2 separate regions of the Homo sapiens genome follow, and region 2 is linked to region 1. A link is a contact called in ENCODE Hi-C or POLR2A ChIA-PET data. All regions are on one chromosome and are shown on one strand. The core of a region is the stretch at or near the end of the contact, and the rest is flanking DNA. Distances in the headings are between cores, read along the strand shown.

Evidence for each region. Hi-C counts contacts between places; a loop is a spot of excess contacts on that map. ChIA-PET counts read pairs that join two places held with the same protein, here RNA polymerase II (POLR2A). Pooled maps may share reads with other maps.
Region 2: a pooled map shows a loop between it and region 1 (2.4-fold over the local background). The contact joins the enhancer-like site here to the promoter of KBTBD2 in region 1. A Hi-C loop is called at or near these places in 1 of 50 pooled maps. POLR2A ChIA-PET finds 5 or more read pairs at or near these places in 2 of 52 experiments (HepG2 and MCF 10A).

The regions. Positions count from the first base shown.
Region 1 is chr7:32,890,370-32,896,390 of GRCh38, forward strand. It overlaps KBTBD2 (kelch repeat and BTB domain containing 2), which reads right to left and starts at 1,391. Exons shown (of 4, transcript NM_015483.3): 1 at 1,167-1,391. RefSeq lists a silencer at 751-1,700 and enhancers at 1,472-2,175, 1,881-1,940.
Region 2 is chr7:32,655,096-32,660,718 of GRCh38, forward strand. It overlaps the pseudogene DPY19L1P1. Among named protein-coding and RNA genes, the nearest start is that of MIR550A2, 75 kb to the right of the region's middle. Within about 2 kb of position 3,041, at least 5 of the 41 ENCODE cell types and tissues checked have a DNase peak (open chromatin) inside an H3K27ac peak, as active enhancers do.

The DNA.
Region 1 (6,021 bases), core at 141-2,640:
TTACTTTAGATCAGAAAAAAAAGTCGGGGAAAAAAGTCCTTATCAAAGGTTAACCAAACTAAGTCATTCACAATTACAAGAGATCTAAGACCCATACTACTCAAATTCGGCAAAAATGTACAACTCAGAGGGAAGAGGGGGAAGATCCCTGTTAATTAGTTGCCTCGATAAAAGAAAATATCATTTTGGTCAGTGCACAGCGTTGATAGGGTTTCGTTTCTCAATGCCTAAATGCTGTGAGCCCGACGTACAGATTCAAGTATAAACAACACGTGACCAGTCCTGTTGCCTACGTCTTCATAAGGCTAATTGACACAGAAGATAGTTCACACACACACCCTTTTAAAGTTCATTTTGTATTTTGAATTCTTTTCCTATTTTCACTGGAAGGGGTCACCGTGGTAGCCCGTGGGATGGACGCTCCTCTACCTTTTGAGGCAGGTAGAGTTCTTAGATAGCTAAGCCCAAGGGAAAAAAAGATGTTAACTCAAAATAACCGCCCCACACCAAACTAAGCGATTTTTCTATTCCCCGGTTGTTCAATCCGTAGGGAGAAGGAGGTGGTCGAATTCAAGGAAGTTAAAGATTTCACAAAGTAAACACGTACACAATTTTCCGTTTCAAAGGGCAGTTTCTGCTTTCTTTTTTAAGTCGATATAGACCATAACAGGAGCTCTGTTCGTCTAGACCTCTCTTGGTTAGTTCAGATGTACGCGGGGGGAATACAGAAGGAAGGGGGTGTCCTCCTTCGGCCCACCATGTCGCGAACACGTCGCGAGTCTTTAAGGGAAACAGCTTTACTTCGGTAAGGGCGGGCGCGAGCCGAGGCCAAGGCGCCGCCCGGGAGCCCCGCGGGCGCCGAGGCGCCCGGTGCCGGGGCCGGAAACGCCCAGCTAGCGGCGTACCGGGCCGCCCCTTCCCCGCGGACCTGCCCGGAGCTCCGCCGCCCTGGGGCCGCCGCGGGGTGCGGAGGGCGGCGCCGGCCGCCCGCGCCCCTCCCCCGCCCGCGGCGGAAGCGTCTCGGGTTTGAAAGATGCCGCGGCCGCCGCCTCCCACCCGCCGAGCCACAAAGGGCCGAGCCCCCTCCCGCCACAGCCCTCCTCCCCGGCCCCTCCACAGGTCGCCGCGGGCTCCCAGCCTGCCCGGCGCTACTGTCGCCTGCTCACCCGCGTCCCTCGGTCCGGAGGTGTGGGATCCGCTCCAGCCGGTGGCCCCGTCCACACTGGGCCCCTCCGGCGCGGCGGCGGGGGCGTGGCCCTCCCGCCGCGGCCTCGCCTGGGGTCTCGCCTCCGCCTCCGGCCGAGGAAGGCTGGCGCCGCCGCCTCTTCCTTCCGGTTTCCCCTCGCACCCTCCCTCGCTTGGTCCGTCCAGCGCGGAAAGCAGCGTCCTCTGCGGGCGCCGCCGCACGCTCCTCAGGGCCCGACCACCGCCAGACTCCTCCCCCGGGAGCCGCGCCGCCCGCCCGCCCGCGCCGCCTTGTCAGTCCGGGGCCGCGAGACGCCGGGCCCGCCGCCCCCGCCGCCCCCGCCCCCGCCCCCGCCGCGCGCTCTCGCCCCCGCCCGCGGCCCGGGAACGCGCGCGCAATGGACCGCTGGCCAGCCTGCCGCGCCCGCCCTCGCCACGCCGCCCTCCCGCCTCGCGCGCGCGCGCGCCTGTCGGCACCAGCGGCAGTTTTGCAGTTTCCCGGGTCCTCGCGACCGTCCCCCGCCCCTCCCTTACTCTAGCTGCCCCCGCCCTTTTCCTCTGCCGGATGCCACCGGAAAGCCAAAACAATTGGGGCCGCGCAGGCGCGAAAGAGGAAACGGAAAGAGCAGGAAGGGCGGGGGCGGCGCGAGGTGACGGGAAGCGTAATTGAAGGGGGTTCCCGGGAAAGGTCATGGGAGAGCCCTTGAGGGGCGCGTGCGCGGCAGAGGGGCACTCCGAGTAGCCGCGGCGGCCGAGGCCTTGGGCCTAGACGGGCGGATGGAGAGGCCCGACAAGTTCATTGCTAGGAAATCTAGAGAGCAAAACACCAATTGTTATGCTGAAGGAGGTGTTTTATCCCTTGGAATTTCCCCTGAAATACAGATTTTTGCAGGCTGGCTCGGAAAGTGGGAATGAGTAGGACTAAACAATACCAGACCGGGGGCAGGAGAAAGTTGAGGAGGCGTTGGGCGGGTCGCTTTGTTGCCGCAGCACCTCTTCTCCAAACCATGCCCTCCTCTCTCCAGAGCCGCTTCGGCTTTTCCCAAGGCCAAGGAAGAAGTCAGAGCAGCACCCAAAAGGGCCCGCAGTTGGGGGAGGTTAGGGGAAAAGGGAGAGAGAGACATCTGGGTGCGGACGGCAGCTCCAGCGTCTGAAGCCTTCCGTTGTGTGCTGCAATGCGGCGGCTGCACGCCCCCAACCCCCCGAGTTCCAAAAGAGCGCCTTCAGCGTTGCTTCGCAAAGCGAAGCGTTTGTAGCAGCAGCTAATGGCTGTGGCCCGTACTGTTTTAGTTAACTTGGCACAGCTTGCTGGCAGGCAGGCTGTAAATTTGCTAGGAGCTATTCGTGGATCAAAAAATTGTCAGAAATGCCCACACAGACTCCACCTACCTTCCTAACTTACAGTCTTGGCACAAGCCCAATCTAGAGAATATAGATGACTAATTATAATCTGAAAGGCCATACAGTACATTACTGAAGGGAGCCTCTTCCTGTAAACTAGGCTAGATCAACTGAATGCACACCAAGATGCGTGTTATCAGGAACTACTGATAAAGGATTGTTTTACTGTAGAATCTGGAAACTACATTCAACAAATCTTCATTGAGTTTCCAGCATGCTACCACTGTACTTAGTCTAATTAAGTAGTTAAGTGGTATGATATCAAACAAGCTATACAAAAGATTAAAGTCATTTAACACACACTTGAGCACCTACTTTGTGCCAGATTGGGTATGAGAGATGCGGTCTAAACATGCAGACAACAACAACAAATGATACCTGCGGCAAGGAGTTCGTGATTCATCCTGTGGGCAACAAAAAGCCACTTAAGATTTTTAAGCAGGAGAATATCTTGATAAGATTTTAGAGAAAAAATTCTAAAGCATGATAGATAGCAGACTGGAAGCAGGGATACTAGTTAGGACGCTGTTAATGCAGTCCAGACATGAGTTGGAGAGAAAGTCCAAACTAACAGTGTCAGTGAGAATGGAGAAGCAGAGATACATTTGAAAACTAGCCAGCTATGATAAATAAGACTTGATTACCTAGAGGATGAGGGGAAATAAGAAATCAAGGATAACTGAGTTTTTTAGTTAGGGTGATTAGATGGTGTTATCAGTGACTATAAGAGGAGTAATGAATTGTGAGGATGAAAGAGAGGACTAAAGTTGTCCTTTTAATGGCTGTACAGTTAGGAATGCATTTGGGCCCACATTTTTTTCGAAAAGATTCCATTATAATAGCTTAAACAAGACCTCAAATCTACAGGTAGGCAGTTACCTTTGTTGGTTCAATAGCTCAAGAACAGCAGGGCCATCATTTCTGTGATTCTCTCGACATTGACTTCATGGTTGCAATATGGCTGCAGCAGTTTTAGCCTTCGCACCTTTGTTCAAGGCAAGAAGAGGGGAAAGGGGGTGGCTTCCACCATCCATGGTCTTTTTTTTCTTCAGGAAAGTGAAAGCTTTCTCAGGATACTACATCTCCCAAACTCAGCAGACTTCCACAAACATCTCATTGTCTAGAATTGTAATTTGGCCACCTATAAAGATTACAAAAGAGAAAAACACTGGGAATGGATATTGGGTCAGACAAGTCAGACAAATAGCAGTCGGCTAGTTAGTTAATATTTAAAGCATCCTTCTTTAACACTTAAAACCCTGAGAGCTGTTAGGATGGATTGATGTTCCTAGGTTTCAAAAAAGGCCAATCGCTTTGGTGTGTTATCTTAACTGGGAAAAGAACAGGTTGAACATTTATACTCAAATAGTTGTAGTTGTTTGCCATCCCTTATCTCAAGGTTCCCATCCCCTTAAACAAAGTCTCACAGGGGACTGGAACAATGAGGAAGAAGGGACTGGTGCAGTCAGGGGAGGGTGACTCCCGTTCAGCTTTCCTTTTGCAGCTGCCATCTTAGAATAACTGTAGGTTCTTGGCATCGTTAATTTGATGTTCCGCCTAAAACACCATCTTAATTCCCTTAGAGATCTTGTCTCTGAGCTTAGAAGGCTCTGAGTGATCACAGCAAGTTCCAGTGTCCATTTTAGGGAGTCATACATCAGTATCTTCTAGCAGTTACACAAACTCTTTTGGAATGTACAGCATCTCTCTTGTGATCTGTATCCAAAACATTATTTCATGCAACCCTTTTCCATTAACAAGGCATCTTTCCTTTTAATTATTAATAAGTCATCTTTCCTTTCAACTGATGGCCACAAAAAGTATCATCCTAAAACTGTACTTTAAACATTGTTATGATTCTAGAACAGAAAGAAGATAGTAATGATTCCTAGAAAAATAAACATGCAGCCGGGCACAGGTGGTTCACGCCTGTAATCCCAGCACTTTGGGAGGCCGAGGCGGGGGGATCACCTGATGTCAGGAGTTTGAGACCAGCCTGGCCAACATGGTGAAACCCCATCTCTACTAAAAATACAAAAATTAGCTGGCCGTGGTGGTCGGCACTTGTAATCCCAGCTACTCGGGAGGCTGAGGCAGTAGAATGACCACCACGCCTAGCTAATTTTTGTATTTTTTGTGTAGAGGGGTCTCGCCATGTTGCCCAGTCTGCATTTTCTTTTTCTGAGACAGGGTCTCACTCTGTCGCCCAGGCTGGAGTGCAGTGGTGTGATCGCAGCTCACTGCAGCCTCGAACTCCCAGGCTCAAGTGATCCTCCCACCTCCGCCCCCCAATTGGCTGGGACTACAGGCATGTGCCACCACACCCAGGTAATTTTTAAAAATTTTTTGTAGAGATAGGATCTTGCTACATTGCCCATGCTGGTCTCGAACCCCTGGCCTCAAGCAACCCTCTGGCCTCAGCCTCCCATAATGCTGGAATTACAGATGTGAGCCTCTATGCCCCACCCAGAGTCTATGATCTTAACCACTCTGCTTTACTGACTTCTGTCCTCCTACCAAATTGCTTCCCAGCATCACTTCAAATCTTAGGAACTGCCATATTATCTCAGCAATATAGTTTAAGTAGTATGAGCAGAAAGGAAAAGGGGGTGATTTTTCTTCTCCCTTCTCTCTTCTAATCAGGTAGGAAAAATATGTCTCAGAATCCCGAACAGAGTACCCCTGATGTCTTCTTGGCCAGGATAATGAGATTGTTGTTATGGTCTCCAGTCATTAGTTGGGAGAGAGAGAGGAAAGAGTTCCCCTTTCTCTGAGCACATTCCTTTTTTTTTTTCCTTCAATCTGGACAACATCTTCGTTCTCTCAGCAAGGAAGAAGTAGATGAGACCACCAACCATGTTTCCCACAAAGACAATCAAACCATGAGACCCACATAGGAAATGGAAGTGTATAAGCACCAAACTGAGTTTTATCCTCAATCTGCCATTCAGTAGCTGTATGATTCTGGCAAGTTATTTAACCTATCTGAACCTGGTCATATTATGCTGAATGAATGAGGACCGGGTGCAGGTAGCTCATGCCTGTAACCCCAGCACTTTGGGAGGCAGAGGTCAGCAGATCACTTGAGGTCAGGAGTTCGAGACCAGCCTGGCCAACATGGTGAAATGCCATCTCTACTAAAAATACAAAAAAAATTAGGTGGGCGTGGTGGCAGGTGCCTGTAAGCCCACCTACTTGGGAGGCTGAGGCAGGAGAATCACTTGAATCTGGGAGGTGGAGGTTGTAGTGAGCAGAGATCGTGCTACTGCACTCCAGCCTGGGCAACAGAGGGAGACTCCATCTCAAAAAAAAAAAAAAAAAAGAAGGAATGAGGATTCAAGACAGTGTAACAAAGTGCGTAGCACATAGTAAGCATTTATTAAAAACAGTTTTTAATATCATATTCTTTTTCACATGTTAAACATAGAATTACCA
Region 2 (5,623 bases), core at 1,791-4,290, 230 kb before region 1:
TATGCCCATTTACAAAGAGGAAACTAAGGCAAAGAGAGATTAAATGACTTGCTCAGATCACAGAGCCACTAAATAGCAGTCAGGATTTGAACCCAGGCAACCTGGATCCAGGGTCTGTATTTTTTACAATACTGTTGTCTTTAGAAAGCCCTTGAACACTCAAATATTTTGCAAAAAGTACTTAAAAGAATATCAAATGTTAATACATTAAAATAAGAATACACTGTGTAGCTCCTACAACAAAAAGTTATCCCTACAAAAGAAAGTTATATCGATTACTGCCTACTTCTATTATAACTAAAATATGAGTTTCACAGTTTTAAAATTATACAAACAATTGATACTTGAGGGCAGGCGTGATGGCTTACACCTGTAATCCCAACACTTTGGGAGACCAAGGCAGGAGGATTGCTTGAGGCCAGGAATTCGAGACCAGCCTGGGCAACATAGAAAGATTCCATGTCTATAAAAAATTTAAAAAATTAGCTGACTGTGGTGATGAATGCCTGTAGTCCCAGCTACTCTGGAAGCTGATTCTGAGGCAGGAGGATCACCTGACCCCAGGAGTTTGAGGCTGCAGTGAGCTACGACCTACCACTGCACTCCAGACTGGGCAACAAAAAGAGACACTGCCTCAAAAAAAAAAAAAAAAAAAAAAAAGAATTGATACAGTTGATACAGACCCACTATTTCATCAAATTACTAAGCCTAAGCCTTATATCACATAAGAAGTATAACGGTCATGAAAAGTTAACTTAAATGAATGCTAGTGTTTAAATTTTGAATCAAAATAATAAGATTAAACATTTAAAGAATGCCATTATAGATTAAATTTAAAGAAGAAAACTGCATTTCCAGGAGTAATTCTGAGAATAGTTTTTGATTACCTACCTCTCCATGACTGAAAAAGAAGCACAACACTGTAACCAGGCCTCCTAATCGGCTGCCACTGGAAAAGAAGAAAACATAAATAACAAAAATCCAGGTCAATCCTAAGAAAAATGTTAAAATGGCATAACATCATAACCTCTGGTATTATAAAAGATTTTAGTCACACTAGAACTCTCCTATGCTTATTTATAAAATAGTTTATTTCCTCCAAAGTATTAGTCAAAATAATCTTTTTTCATTTTTAAAAAATCATTTGCTATCTTCAATATGTATAGACTCAGAAAAGCACGCAAACTGAAAGGGAATAAAAAATTCTTACTAGTCACATTGCTGTACATCATGCAACCTGATTTTTCTTTTTATTTTCTTTATAACCTCATATTTATTTATGTCCTTCAACATTTCTCAAACTGCTTTCCTTGGGACAGATGACATACATTAGGAAAAAGGGTGAGAAAGACGTGCAAGGAAAGGGATCCACGGTCATGAGGATGGAAAACCCCACACTGCCTACCTGCTCCTAGAAATTCACAAGGCACTTCCACACATTAAAGATTTAATTTCATATTTCCCAAATCCCATCCCCAAGCTACTTTTCTGCAGAATACACTTGAGAAATACCAGTTTATGAAGTTTTATGTTTCATTTGTTTTCAAAAACTGGAATAGAACACAAATATCAAAGTATGACAATCAGGCTTATAACTCTAGATAAGAAATTACAATGGTGCAATCTAGTAGTTCTAACAATTAACCTTCATTTGCTCAGGTAAGAGTGAAATATGTTCCCTACTGTCCCCCAGGTCTGGGTAGGGGACATAAGGCTATCTTTAGGTTTATTTCATCATGTTCTGCATCTTTACTCTTGAAGTCTTCTTACTCATTTTAGCTCATGCTGCTTTCTTATTATTCTACCCAAATATCCTTCCTTCTTTTCCTCTATCTACCTTCCTTCTATTTCTCTATCTATAAGTATACCACAGAGAGGTCAGAGAGGAAACAAAGAACCAGATGGTATAGGCATCAAAGGCCTTGTATTTACTCTTGTGATGTATGAATGAGGAAAAGAGGAAGAGATGCAATGGCCAGCAGGGATAATCCACGTAGGGAGTATCCAGGAGACAGGTAGGGCTGGGACCCCAGCACAGGTGGCCTGTTTGCCTTGGCAAAAGAGGAGGAAGACTGCATATTTAGTGGCAAGTACTTTGTGGAGTTTCCATGTTCCCCACAGAGCAGAAGACACAGCCACTCGCTGCTAGAGAGAAACGATGGCAGCATTAAACGTTTGAGGAAAGACAGAAATGTCTGAAACACCACTCACATTTCAGGAGAGTGGTAACTGGGGAAAACACAGTGCTGCTGGGATATCTTAGGGGAACAACTGAGGCTGCAGAACACAAATCTATAGGGTCACTAATCATAAGATTGTGTGATTTTTGCCTACCAATTATCAGCCTAGAAAGCACAAATGAAATATAAAGGGGCAAAGAAACTGAGGACATTGGCCAGAAAGTGTCTGAAGTGATGGATCACTGAAATGAGAGCATCAGATAGAGGAGCTTAGAAAGCAGTACAGGCTAGGAAGTGGACGCCAGGGTTCTCTCCTGAAAGGTGTACCACATCTTCAAAAGAGAAGCACACAGGCTAGGCCCAGGCTTCATCACAAGTGATTAGACATTAGAAAGGTTAAGACAGAGTTAATGGTTTAGAAAACAAATAAATACACTTTAGTGTTTTGAACTTACTCTAACAAGACAAAAAATATAGTTTATAGGGAAAAAAATGTGATTTTCTCTTGCTACCCTCTCCCAATCCTATTCACCTAAGAACATTTTAGTATGTGTCTATTCTTCCAAATCTCTCTCTCTAACCGCACAAACATATATTTTCTGTGTGATCATATTAACATCTAAAATTTGTTCCTTTTCTAATTATTCAGCATAAAGATTATTCCTAATCAATATATGTAAAGTTAAAGGGATTCTTTTTATAGATGGCAAATACTGTATAGTACAAATATATTTATTTAGCCCATTCCATATTACTGGGCATATAAATATTTTTCAATTTCTTGCTATAATAAAAAATGGTGAAAGTAAACATCCTCGTACGTGTAAATGCTGGCGCATTTGTTTCAGGAGGGATCTAACTGTGAGACACATGAGTCAAAGGATGTGAGCTGTGCCCGGAAGCACTGCAGCAGTCCACACCCTCGTCACAGAGTATGCAGGAGGTCATTTCTCCACCCCTCGTGCAGCACCTCATGTGTTTTTCAAAATTTTGTCCTTAGGCAGGTGAAAACCCTTTTCTCACTGCCTACTTGTATGCAGCATCATTTTAGTGTTTTGTTTTGACAACATGTATTTTCTCTTCCGTGAACTGCTTATTCATATTCTTGTCTATTTTTCTATTAGACTATTTCCCTACTTAAAAATTAAGGTTATCAAACCTTTGACTGTCAAATGTGAAAATAACATTTAAAAGCTGTCCAAAAAAACAACCACTTTAAGCCTTCAGAAAGATGTAACTGTGATCTGAGTCACATATGGTTACAACTTCCATTCTCAGATTATAGATTAACTTGCTTTCTTATTTTTCTTGTTCAGTACAATGACTACAGAATTAAACACTGTCAGGCACAAAAACTTCCTGCCTTTTTTTTTTCCCAGAGACCGGGTCTCACTTTGTCACCCAAGCTAGGGTAGAGTGGCACAATCATGGCTCACTGCAGCCTCGAACTCATGGGATTCAGCAATCCTCCTGCCTCAGCCTCCAGAGTAGCTGAAACTACAGGTGTGAGCCTGCCTTTGTAGTTAATAACCCCTGTTAAAGATTAACTTTCCCTGTGTTGTTTTACTTTGCTTAGATCAGACTATAGAAAACCTGTCATTATTATACCCTCTGTTTAAAAAAAAAGTTAAATGTACCCTTCCCCAAAAGAAATACCACCTATAACCAATCAAACTGCTGTGACTATGTGCCAATCCGTATGAATAATGTTGTATTCCTGCTAAAAATGTCTCTGTCTCTGCCCATATAAATGAAACCTAAATTTCCCTACTTCCAAAGGCTGACTTCATTCCTTTGGAGTTGGTGTTCCTGAGTGGTCTACCCTCACACTTTGTGCTTGAATAAACGCTATTTAGATTCTGATCCTTTTGATTATTTTAAGTTAACACATATGTGTGACAAAGTATTTTGATATAATTTGTTGTGTATTCTGTCAGAAAGAATTTTTAAACTTTTATGTATTTAAATATGTTGATATTTTCCTTTATTTCTTCTGCACTTTCTGTCTTGTCTCTGAAGGTCTTCCACACCTCAAAACTATAGTCTCCTAAAATTTCTTCTAATATTATTAACTGCATTTTCCACTTAGCTCTTCCACCCTAATTTTGAACTCTTTGAAATACCCAATTATATTAAAATCATTTATCACGTAAACATCCCTTTTACCAGTGAAATGAAATTCAGCCTTTGTCTTATATTAATTCCTTACAATGATAGACTCTGTTCTATTTCATTCAACTGACTGAATTCTTTATTTTTTTGTATCACACTATTTTTATTACTGTAGCATTATGGTAATTTTAACACATGATTTTAAAAAGCTCCCCACCCCCAACTACTCTTATTTTTAAGATTTTTTAGGTAATTCCTACCAACTTATTCTTACATATAACATCTGAACCAGTCTCCCAACCCTGCTCCCCAACCCAAGAAAAAATTGTCAGGCTTCTGATCAGAATGACATTAAATTTATATATAATTTGGGTTGGGAAGGGCTGTCATTTATATGATGGTCATTCAGTTGCACAGTATATTTCTTTCCATTTACTCAATTCTAATTGTATTCCTTTAAATAAAAATTTTTGGGGCCAGCCACGGTGGCTCATGCCTGTACTGTAATCTCAGCACTTTGGGAGGCCAAGTCGGGTGGATCACTTGAGGCCAGGAGTTCGAGACCAGCCTGCCCAACATGATGAAACACTGTCTCTACAAAAAAAAAAAAAAATTAGCCATGTGGTGGCGCATGACTGTAGTCCTAGCTACTCAGGAGGCTGAGAGTCAAGAATCGTTTGAACCAGGAAGGCGGAGGCTACAATAAGCTGAGATTGCGCCACGGCACTCCAGCCCGGGTGACAGAGTGAAACTATCTCAAAAAATAATAAATTTTTTTTTGGACAACCAATGTAAGAGTCAAGTACCAAGTTAAACTTCTAGAAATACAAAGAGAACATGATAAAATCTGATCACAGTGGAAAATTTTAATTCTTTCATAATCTGACAGGTCAAGTAAGCTAAAGGAAACATATTAGGGATCTGAAGGAGATAATCAACAAGCTCAATATTGTGACTATACAGAGATTACACATCATTTTCTTATGTCACTGGGACATCTAGTTGCAAAGGCACCTCATTCTCTGATTAGAAGCTAAAACAACCTAAAACACAAGAAAGATGAGTTTTTTAAAAAATGACACGGGGAATTTAATGTAAAATTTCCGTTTAAAAATTCTCTGGAACGAGGAATAAAAATGGAAATTTAATAACTTTAATTTTCTAAATGGCAGAGTAAAGGTAGAGAAAGAACAAAAGACTCACAAATCCAATTCCCTAACCAAATCTCAGGACGAGGTTTGCCTAAGAAGTCGCACACCCTCACTCAGCTGCCATACAACCTGGGAGGCTCTGAGGTTGGACAATTTCCTGAGGGCAGAGCCACTGTAACT